Linked DNA regions of Homo sapiens: regions 2 and 3 are each linked to region 1. The links are chromatin contacts, found by Hi-C or POLR2A ChIA-PET in ENCODE. All regions are on one chromosome and are shown on one strand. The core of a region is the stretch at or near the end of the contact, and the rest is flanking DNA. Distances in the headings are between cores, read along the strand shown. Region 1 overlaps LOC105376856 (a long non-coding RNA gene). Region 2 overlaps HSPG2 (heparan sulfate proteoglycan 2). Region 3 overlaps USP48 (ubiquitin specific peptidase 48).

Region 1 (3,332 bases), core at 729-3,228:
ATGTACATGTGAGTGCTTCAAAGAACTCAGATGTTCTCCATGCCAGAGTGGGTTTTATTTATTTATTTATTTTTTGATGGAGTCTTGCTCTGTTGCCCAGGCTGGAGTGTGCAATGGTGCAATCTTAGCTCACTGCAACCTCTGCCTCCTGGGTTCAAGGAATTCTCCTGCCTCAGCCTTGCCGAGTAGCTGGGATTACAGGTGCACACCACCACACCCAGCTAATTTTTGTATTTTTAGTAGAGATGGGGTTTCACCATGTTGGCCAGGCTGGTCTCAAACTCCTAAACTCAAATGATCCACCTGCCTAGGCCTCAAAAAGTGCTGGAATTACAGGCATGAGCCATCTCACCTGGCTAATTTTTATATTGTTAGTAGAGAGAGGGTTTCACCATGTTGACCAGGCTGGTCTCAAACTCCTGACCCCAGATGATCTGCCCGCCTCTGCTTCCCAAAGTGCTGGGATTACAGGCATGAGCCACCGTGCCTGATCCGCCAGAGTAGGTCTTGATGGTTATCACCCTTGAAGAATCATCCAGTAACCCAAGGAGAAGATCATTTGGCTAGGGCCCCGTATGACCTTCAAACTGGCATAGGCACTGAACTGTTCCTTACGTTCTCACAACAGCCCCAAGAGGTATGAATTATTATCATCTCCATTTCATAGCTGGGAAAACCCAGGCTCAGAGAGGCGCCATAGCTCCCCCTGGGTCACCCAGCCACTGGGTGGCCTTACCGGAATTCAGACCCAGGTCTGTTTGGCTCCATAGACTTGCTTAAACTACTGGACTGTCCCGCACTGGCCCATGCCAAGTCAGGAAAGGGTTTGATGTGACCTACTAAAGTCCCTCGGGCTGAGGTTTCAGCTGAGTGTCCTTTATTTAGTCCTTTGGAGGTGTGGACCCGTATGTCTTTGGTATGGATCCACATTTCAGTGGGGTCAGTAACTCCCTGGATTGGTTTTGCCATTTTTTTTTCTCCCCTTGGACTTATACGCATGATTCTTCCCCCTCCCTGGGAAGCAGAGCTGGCCCTGTGACATAGGTGGCTTTACCTGCAGCTTGACCTCTTTACCTCTTTTTTTTTTTTTTTTTTTTTTGAGATGGAGTCTCACTCTGTTGCCCAGGCTGGAGTGCAGTGGTGCAATCTCGGCTCACTGCAACCTCTGCCTCCTAGGTTCAAGTGATTCTCCTGCCTCAGCCTTCCCAGTAGCTGGGACTACAGGCGCACACCACCACACCTGGCTAATTTTTGTGTTTTTAGTAGAGATGGCGTTTCACCATGTTGGCCAGGCTGGTCTCGAACTCCTGACCTCTCTCAGGCGATCTGGCCGCCTTGGCCTCCTAAATTGCTAGGATTACAGGCATGAGCCACGGCACCCGGCAACCTTCTCATATGAGTGGCAGATGGGTGGAAGAGGCTGGACTTATGTCCATTCACAGGCTCCCCACCCTGGTCAGGGTGCAGGGTATTTGCTGTGCTGGAGGACATACCTCCATGTTAAAATGCCCAGTTGAAGCCTTGTAGCTTTTTTCACTTCTTATTTTCTATCTTGATGAAAGATTGTGCTGTCGGCAGGGTTGTAGTTAAGTCGAAGTGTGGCTTTGTTTTCACAATTTCTGTTCACTTTCCTCCCACTCTTAGGCAGCTTGAGAAGGGTGGAGGGGTGGGGAAGGAGAGTGACAGTGGGTGCTGGAATCTCCCAGCCTGGGGGGTTCTTGAAGTTCCACAGTCATGGAATTGTGGCGCTGGAAGCGACCCTCCCAGGGCACAGAGGAGGCAACTGAGGCCCAGGGAGAGGACCCAGACCCTCCCAAGGTCGCCCAGCTAGTTAGCGACAGGCTGGGACCAGAATCTGCCTTTCTGCTGGTCCCACGCCAACACATTTGCTAAGTCACCCAAAGCCTGGAGTGTGGTTAGTTTAGAAAACTGAGACAAGGAGCCAGGGGATGGGACAGTGGAGCGGGGACAGGGAGGTGCTGACCTTGTGCTTTGAAAGCGCTAGTGGGGAGTTGCTTGTCTTCATCTGACGTCAGCCCCTGGACAAATAATGGCCACAGAAAGCAAATATTATGAGAGTCCTTGTGTAAACACGGAGCTGGTGTTTCAGTGTCAGAAATGGGCCGAGGACTCCAGGCTCTATCAGACCAGCTCCCCAGCGCTGCCTCTCAGCAAATGTACCTCTCCCTGCTGGGGAAGAAGGACCTTCAACAAAGATGGGGGGCAGAGTCCCCCTAAGAGGCCACAGTGGGGCAGAAAGGGAGAAGCTAGGAGGGTTCTGGGAGAACTGAGAAGATGCAGCATACCCAGGGACTAAATTAGTTTAGGGATGCAGGAAGAAAAACCTGTCAATTACCAGGCACCCATCCTGTGTCAGGCCTGACTGAGCCCTTTATAGACATTGTCTCATTTAATCTTCCCAGGAGCTCTAAGGGATAGGCATTGTTGTCCACATTTTGTAGATAAGTACATTGAGGCTCAGAGAGGTTAAGCAACTTGTCTGCAGTCACACAGGTGGGAAGTGATAGAACGGGGATTTGATCTCAAGTCTGTCTGAGTCCACTACCCTGGTGTGTTTTGCAGTCTGGACCAAGGGCCTTTCTTCATCAGAGTCACCAGGAAACCTTGTCAAAGAGGAGATACCCAGGCCTTGCACCAGCCTTTGGGGAGGGCCTGAGAGTGAGCATCTCCCAGGGAAGAGGAAGGAGGAAGGCTGCTAACACCTGGGAATAATCGCTCAATAGCAGGAGCAGCTAAATTTTTCCTTAAAGGGCTAGATACTAAATATTTTAGACTCTGCAGACCTTTAGTCTCTGTTGCAACTATTTGGCTCTGTTACCGTTGTGTGAAAGCAGCCACAGACAATACGTATGTGGATGAGGGTGGATGCATTCCAACAAAACTTTATTTACAAAGTGGCATGCTGGATTTGTCCCTGGTAGTTTGCTGCCCCTTGTCTATAGCATGCAAAGTGCCCCCATAGCCTGTCTCTCTGGTTGTCTTCCCAGCAGCCCTGTGAGGAGGGTATGATTTTCTCCGTTCTACAGATGAGGAGATGGAGGCCCGGGGAGGTTAGACATCCAGGGTCCCACAGAAAGTGGATGTCAGAGCTGGGAGTAGAATTAGACCTCCTGATCCCAGTTCAGTGTGCTGGAAAGTATGAGCCTGGTAAGAAGGTCTGGGCCAGGGAGATTGCTATTAAGTAATGAAAGCAGCCACCACTCACTGGGTACTTGCCATGTGCTGGGCACTGAGTCATGACCTCACATAAGCTGCTACCCAGATGTTGAATGTCATTGTCTCTGTCACATGGGGTGGTCACAGCCTCCCTG
Region 2 (3,683 bases), core at 836-3,335, 520 kb after region 1:
TCTCCAACACAGTGGAATGTGTTCCCTGCAGCCTGGAGACGGGCAGGCCAGAGTGAGGCAGGAAGAGGAGCCAAATGGCCTGGGGAGGAGCTGCCTGGGGAGGCAACGGCTTTGAGCAGCTCGCCCTTGACTTCTGCCTGTGTCCCCACCCATGCTGACCCTGGCCAGCCTTCCACCTGCCTGTGCCCCCCATCTGCGCTGCCCGAGGCCACCCCTTTACCCGCCCGCATCCCCCCATCCACTCACTCATGTCCTGGGTGTCCCTTGCCTTCTCCAAAGGAAAAGGAGTCTTTACTTACCAAAGTGATTTACATTTTATTGTCTGCTTTATTTGAGGATTCATTCGGAAATAGCAGGGTTGGGCTCTGAAGCCTCCAGGGGCTAATGGGACTTGGGGAAACTGAATCAAAAGGGTTCAGCCCCAGCCTGGCTCACTGAGCCATACTAAGTCAAATTTAACCACTAAGGGGCCTGAAGGTGGGATTCTGGGTCCCCCTGGAAGTGAGGGGAAGGACCGTGGGGCTCAGTGGGAGCTGGAGAGAGTGACTCAATCAGCTCTCGTTTGCTTACAGGTGACCCATGGGCTGAGGGCATACGATGGCTTGTCTCTGCCTGAGGACATAGAGACCGTCACAGCAAGCCAAATGCGCTGGACACATTCGTACCTTTCTGATGATGAGGACATGCTGGCTGACAGCATCTCAGGAGGTGAGCCAAGGATCCAAGGCTGGGAGCAGAGGGGTGGGGGGTGAGACTGTGCTTCTTCCCACTGGCATGGGGGAGGAGGGTGACCGACCATTCCGAGCTTTCTCAACCCTGTCCCACTGTATACTAGGTGCCCAGAACAGTGCCTGACACCCAGTAGGTACTCAACAAATACTTGTTGTTGCTGATTACATCTCTTTTTTGCTTATAGACGACCTGGGCAGTGGGGACCTGGGCAGCGGGGACTTCCAGATGGGTAAGTTGCTGCAGGCCTCCTGCAGGTCTCCCTCCTGTCCCCCAGGGAAGCCCCAGAGCCAGTCTCCTGGGCTGAGGGCTCCTTGGGCCTGCCCTGGGGTACAAAGCAAGAAGAAGTGGGTGTGATCTCTTAACCTGCTGAGTGACAGTTGTGCAGACTGATTGGCAGGTCCCTGCAAGGCTGGTGTGGCCAGGTCCTGTGCTTGCCCATGCCACAGGCACAGGTATCAGGGCACTGGGCAGGTAAAGCCCAGTTCTGCTGGGGACTGACAGCCAGTCAGCTGTTTCACATTCAAAGCAAAGTTCTCACCTCCCAGGGCAGCTCAGCTGTTGAGTCCTTCCCCAGAGCCCTCCTGGGGGCACAGAGCTGGGGATCCCAGGCAAAGACAAGTGGAACAGAGGGGCTCTGTGGAATCGGGCATTCAGGCAGGCAGCAGGGCATGCAGAGCACAGATCGAGCCTGACGCTAGGCTTGGGAGAGAACCTTGCCTTAAGGTGGGTCATCGGCTGGGAAGCAAGGGTTCCTAGCTTAGGGAGGCAAGGCTAGGCTCTTGGAGGGAGGAGAGTCAGCCCCCACCCTGGTCAGACTGGCCCAGCACTGGGATGGGGACTTATAGTCCCTGCTTCCTTCCACTCTGGGATACTGGGTGGAGAAGGACCTACCCCAGGACAAGGCCCTGTGGCTCTTTATGGTTCCTACTGCCCTCTCTGGGAGGCAGCTCCTGGGACAATCTGTGACCAGGGCCAAGGATGGAGCAGGTGCTCAGGTCAGACCAACTACTGGGCCATCCCGTGGCATCCAGGGCTGCCTTCACCCTAGGCAGGCCTTGGCCAAATCTGGCCTGGGCCTACTTCAGGGGTGGAGTCACCTCCCTTTAGCTGACATATCCGGGGCCTTCAAATGCCAGTGGGTAGCATCCTAACTGGGTCAGTGTAGACAGGAGGGTAGGTCACTGGGTAACCTGGTCCTGACTGTGACCTCCCAGAGCCTGGACTTGGGGCTCTGCCTGAAGGTTTTCCATTTCCATGTGTAGGTCTCCACGAGGCTGCAGGATGCCTGGGAGCTGGGTGGGGCTTGGGAGAGGGAGTGTCAGGTGGGCCCCAGGCACACATGGCACGTCCCGTCCTGGAATGGCCTATGCTAATGTGTCCCTGGAGCTGCCTCTGGCCAAGCCAGGCTTGCCTCTGAGATCACCCTGTCCATTCATGAACCATCTCCAGCCCCTCCCCGGGGGCTGCCCACTGCAGCAGCTCTGCCCCAGCTGGGCAGTCCTGGCCAGCCCACCTGCCCTTCCTGAGAAGCAGCTGTGAGGGCAGACGAGGCCAGAGGGGGAAGAGGTGGGGAACAGGGCACAGCAGCTGTAGGGGGCCCAAGACCAGGGTAGGTGCCTTTCCTCGCAAGTGGGAACAGGTGGGGCCTCAGACCCTCCAGGCCAAACCCTGGCTCCTGCCAGCTGCCCTTGGGGCAGGTCCAGGCAGCTGGGCTGAATGCCAGTCAGGGAGGCAGCAGGTGTGCCTCCCTGATCCTGGGGTCCCAGGGTGCCCACTCAGACTTGACCAAGGGCAGTGCCCCCACTGCGCCCATGAGCCAGAGCCATCCTGCCTGTCATGGGGCCATGCCTAGCCTCTGGCCCAGTCCCAGACCCTGGACTCCAGCCCCTGAGATGGCTCTTCCCCTCCTCCCCCTGGGCATGGCTGTGGCTCCCTGGCTCAGCTCCAGCCCCCTGTGTGTCAAGACCCGTCCCTGATAGCCTCCCCTCCCTAGGACCCCTTCCCACGTCTCCTCCCCCAGTTTCTTTCCATGTTCTGACCTGTCTCTTTCTGTCTTCCCCCATGCCCGTGTGTCCTGCTCTGACCCTTGTCGGCATGTCTGTGTGTGTCCCCTGTCCTCCCTGCCCTGGGCCCTCTTCCCCACTCCTTGAGTGTCTGTCTCTGCGCCTCCTCCCTCTGCCTCATCCTGTTCTTCTCCCTCTCTCTGGCTCACCATCTCTGCTTCTGTCGCCCTCTGTCTTTCCCTCTCTCCCCTCTGCCTGTTCTTTTTTTTTTTTCTTTTTCCCTCTGCCTTTTTCTTCACCTTTGTCTTACCTTTTCTCTCTCATTCTCCCCCGCCCCACTTTCTTTATCTCTGTCTCTGTCTTTCTGTCTCTTTGTGTCTCCCTCTCTCTTGCAATGTCTCTGCCTCTCTCTCTGCTTCTCTCCATCTCGTCTCCCTCGCTGTCAATGTCCCTTCTTGCCTCCTTCTCTGTCTCTACTCTGCAGGCTCAGGGCAGCCCCTGGGCCGCCCGCCCGTGGCTGGCATGATGGTCTCGGAGCCTGATGAGGAGTCCCCTCTCAGTAAGTGACCCAGGCCCTGGCCAGGTGGGAGCGCTGCTCTCCCTCTGCCTCCCTCCCCATCCTCTCTCCCCACTCTTCCTTTTCTCTCCTTTCTCCCTGTTCTCTTCCTCCCCAACCTGCACTTTGCTGCGAGTCACACAAGAGGCTCAGAGGCACCTCCCTGCAGAGTCCAGGGGCTAGGCCAGCCACTGCCCCTGCCCAGGACACAGCCAGGCCCACCCTGGGCCCACAGATCTAAACACAGTGGGCTGGAACCCTGGCGGGCGTTCTTCCCCATGGGGTGTTGACGGGCAGAGATGGGTGCAGCAGCCCTGCAGGGACCAGGCCCTGCATTCCAGAGGCCACTTGTGTCCACCCCAGCACAGGCCAATCCTGGGCCCACCCGAGGG
Region 3 (3,332 bases), core at 58-2,557, 650 kb after region 1:
TTTAGTAGGGTTTTGCCACGTTGGCCAGGCTGGTCTTGAACTCCTAGCCTCAAGTGATCCTCCCGCCTCGGCCTTTCAGAGTGCTGGGACTACGGGTGTGAGCCACCACATCCAGCCTGGAAAATCTTTTTGTTACAATTTTGGGCATCATTCCAGATTTCTCCTTTCCTTTCTTGCCTGTTGCATCTTATTAGTCCCCAGTTCTATTGATTTCTTCCCATCAATATGCTTGAACTTCCTCCATTCCTATTCCCACTGAATTGCCTTTTTTTTTTTTTTTTTTTTTTTTTTTTTTTTTTTTGGAGATGGAGTCTCACTTTGTTGCCCAGGCCGGAGCACCATGGGATCTCGGCTAACTGCAACCTCGGCTTCGTAGTTTCAAACTATTCTCCTGTCTCAGGTGATCCACTCACCTCAGCCTTCCAAAGGGCTAGGATTACGGGTGTGAGCCACCACACCCGGCCTAAATTGGCTTTTTAAGACCTCATCTTCCACTAGAAAAATTGTTAGTTATGTCTCACACCTTGTTTAGCTTCGGAACGTCTCATGCCTTGTTCAGCTTCGGGCTGTCCCCCCCTTTTTTTTTTTGACAGAGTCTCGCTCTGTCACCCAGACTTGAGTGCAGTGGCGTGATCTCGGCTCACTGCAACCTCCGCCTCCCGGGTTCAAGCGAGCCTTCTGCCTCAGTCTCTGGAGTAGGTGGGACTACAGGCGCGTGCCACCATGCCTGGCACATTTTTGAATTTTTAGTAGAGAACGGGGTTTCACCATATTAGCCAGGCTGGTCTCAAACTCCTGACCTCAAGTGATCCGCCTGCCTCGACCTCCCAAAATGCTGGGATTACAGGCATGAGCTACCACACCCCGCCCGGTCTGTCCTGTTTACTGCTGCCAAAGTGTGTCCCTGGCCTAAAATCACAGCAGATGTCTGCTTAGTACGTCATAACCAAACCTTTTGGAACCTATCCTCTGCCTAACACGTTGGTGTTCTCATACAGTGCAGTCTTGGAACAAAGTACCCATTAAATTATCTGAATTCCTTATCGTACTATGGCATTGCCATTGTGCTGTTATTACTCAAGTTTGGTGGACCTGTGCCCAGAAGTAGAATTATTGAAACAAAAACATTGTTGTCATTTAACATTTTTGAGATGTTTTCTTTAGTTATTTTTCCTGCAGGGTTATATGATATTTTGATTTATAAGAAATATATGCTTAGTCTTTGTACTACTTCTGGCACAGCTCCTAAAACCTTTGGGATCTCTGAAGTGACTAAGTGTCTTTTTGTATGCTAATGAAATGACTGATGGCTGGGAGCTCTTGGTAGCCTCCACATGGGCTGGTTGCCAGGAGAACCAACCACGATGAGAGGTTTAGAACTTTTTAGTCTGACCTCTGGGAGGGGAGAGGACTAAAGGTTGCTAATCTCCAGTGGCCAGTGATTCAATCAGTCATGCCTATGTAATCAAGTCTTTTTTTTTTTTTTTTTTTGAGACGGAGTGCCACTCTGTCACCCAGGCTGGTGTGGGGTGGCACAATCACGATCTCGGCTCACTGCAACCTCCGCCTCCCGGGTTCAAGCAGTTCTCTGCCTCAGCCTCCAGAGTAGCTGGGATTACAAGCACCTGCCACCATACCTGGCTAAGTTTTGTATTTTTAGTAGAGTCAGGGTTTCACCATCTTGGCCAGGTTGGTCTTGAACTCCTGACCTCATAATCCACCAGCCTCGGCCTCCCACTGCGCCCAGGCTTTTTTTTTTTTTTGGAGACAGGGTCTCTCTCTGATGCCCAGGCTGGAGTGCAGTGGCGTGATCTCAGCTCACTGCAGCCTCTGCCTCCCGGGTTCAAGCAATTCTCTTGTCTCAGCTTCCTGAGCAGCTGGGACTATAGGCATATGCCACCACACCTGGCTAATTTTTTGTATTTTTAGTAAAGATGGGTTTTCGCCATATTGGCCTGGCTGGTGTCAAATTCCTGGCCTCAAGTGATCTGCCTGCCTCAGCCTTGCAAATTGCTGGGACTACAGGTGTGAACCACTGCTCCCAGACACTGTCTCATATTTTGTGAAACACTCAACCTCCTTGATCTGTTTTGATAGTTGATAGACACAGGTACACATAACTGTTTTTCTACTGTAAGGAAATTGGCACACACATGATGATAAATGATCCTTGATACCTGGGGCCTACTCCTAAGGAGGGATAAAATGGAGTTAGGGGCATTGGAGAATGACGAATGGGAGAGGCTACAGCCCTCTGTGGTTGGCATTCTGCTGTGCTGCTAAGGCTGGCTTTAGAAGTAACAGCTTATAATTAGAACTGTGATTTGTGTCTGCCTGTCCATCCGTCCTCCCTCCCTCCCTCCCTTCCTTCCTCCCTTCCTTTTCTTGAAACAGAGTTTCTCTCTAGTTACCAGGGTTGGAGTGCAATGGCATGATCTCGGCTCACCGCACCCTCTGCCTCCTGGGTTCAAGTGATTCTCCTGCCTCAGCCTCCTGAGTAGCTGGAATTACAGGCATGTGCCACCACGCCTGGCTAATTTTTTGTATTTTTAGTAGAGACGAGGTTTCTCTATGTCAGCCAGGCTGGTCTCGAACTCCCGACCTCAGGTGATCTGCCCGCCTTGGCCTCTCAAAGTGTTGGGATTATAGGCGTGAGCCACTGCGCCCAGCTGTTATTTGTGTTTGTTAAGTAGATTCTTTACCTCTCCAAGTAAGAGAACAAACACAACCCCGCCCCCCCATATTGGGCTATGTATGAAAGGCTTAGCAACAATTTAGAAGTTTAGAAAGCCCAAGCCCTTTTAATGCAAAGCACCGCCATTGGCTTTTTGGTTCCCACCTGAAGTGTGGCCATAGAGGCTCGGGAGCCATAGGTTTGGCCTGGGGTGGTAGTCTATCACAGGTCACCTGCACTTGGCATTCTGCTGTGGTGGTGTTCTAGCCGACTGAAGACGTATTCAGTGATACCTAGCAAGCAATTAATTTAAGAAAATTTAAAAAGAACAATGCCAGTGTTGTGGGGCCTAATAATACAGATTGCTCCCAGCTTCTCATAGTAGCTTTTGAAAGTCTTATTGTGGTAATATTTAGGCCATAGGTTGTGTTTGCCTTTTGATGCCAGCTTTAGAACCAGTTGAGTATGCATGATTTTTGGGTGGGGACAGGGAGAGCCTACCTTTTCTTCATTGTCTGAATTATTTTGCTATCAGGAACTGGAGACTAAAATCTAAACAGATCCAGTGGAACTATTTTCTGAGAATGATGTCTGTGTTTGACACATGGGAGTATCTGTTTCCCCAGCCAGGTCGTGTGAATTTTTTTTTTTTTTTTTT

What was found. Hi-C counts contacts between places; a loop is a spot of excess contacts on that map. ChIA-PET counts read pairs that join two places held with the same protein, here RNA polymerase II (POLR2A). Pooled maps may share reads with other maps.
Region 2: a loop to region 1 is called in a pooled map of heart left ventricle, with 2.5 times the contacts of the local background. The contact joins two enhancer-like sites. A Hi-C loop is called at or near these places in 1 of 168 maps with a recorded cell type or tissue (chondrocyte) and 1 of 50 pooled maps.
Region 3: a loop to region 1 is called in a pooled map, with 2.0 times the contacts of the local background. The contact joins two enhancer-like sites. A Hi-C loop is called at or near these places in 1 of 50 pooled maps. POLR2A ChIA-PET finds 5 or more read pairs at or near these places in 2 of 52 experiments (activated T-cell and activated naive CD8-positive, alpha-beta T cell).

Annotation. Positions count from the first base shown.
Region 1 is chr1:22,413,102-22,416,433 of GRCh38, reverse strand. LOC105376856 (a long non-coding RNA gene) reads left to right here. Exons shown (of 3, transcript XR_947058.2): 3 at 1-103. Among named protein-coding and RNA genes, the nearest start is that of ZBTB40, 37 kb to the left of the region's middle. Within about 2 kb of position 1,978, at least 9 of the 41 ENCODE cell types and tissues checked have a DNase peak (open chromatin) inside an H3K27ac peak, as active enhancers do.
Region 2 is chr1:21,893,200-21,896,882 of GRCh38, reverse strand. It overlaps HSPG2 (heparan sulfate proteoglycan 2), which reads left to right. Exons shown (of 97, transcript NM_005529.7): 2 at 573-708; 3 at 917-961. Among named protein-coding and RNA genes, the nearest start is that of HSPG2, 42 kb to the left of the region's middle. Within about 2 kb of position 2,085, at least 5 of the 41 ENCODE cell types and tissues checked have a DNase peak (open chromatin) inside an H3K27ac peak, as active enhancers do.
Region 3 is chr1:21,762,871-21,766,202 of GRCh38, reverse strand. All of the region lies in intron 1 of USP48 (ubiquitin specific peptidase 48), which reads left to right. Among named protein-coding and RNA genes, the nearest start is that of USP48, 19 kb to the left of the region's middle. Within about 2 kb of position 1,307, at least 18 of the 41 ENCODE cell types and tissues checked have a DNase peak (open chromatin) inside an H3K27ac peak, as active enhancers do.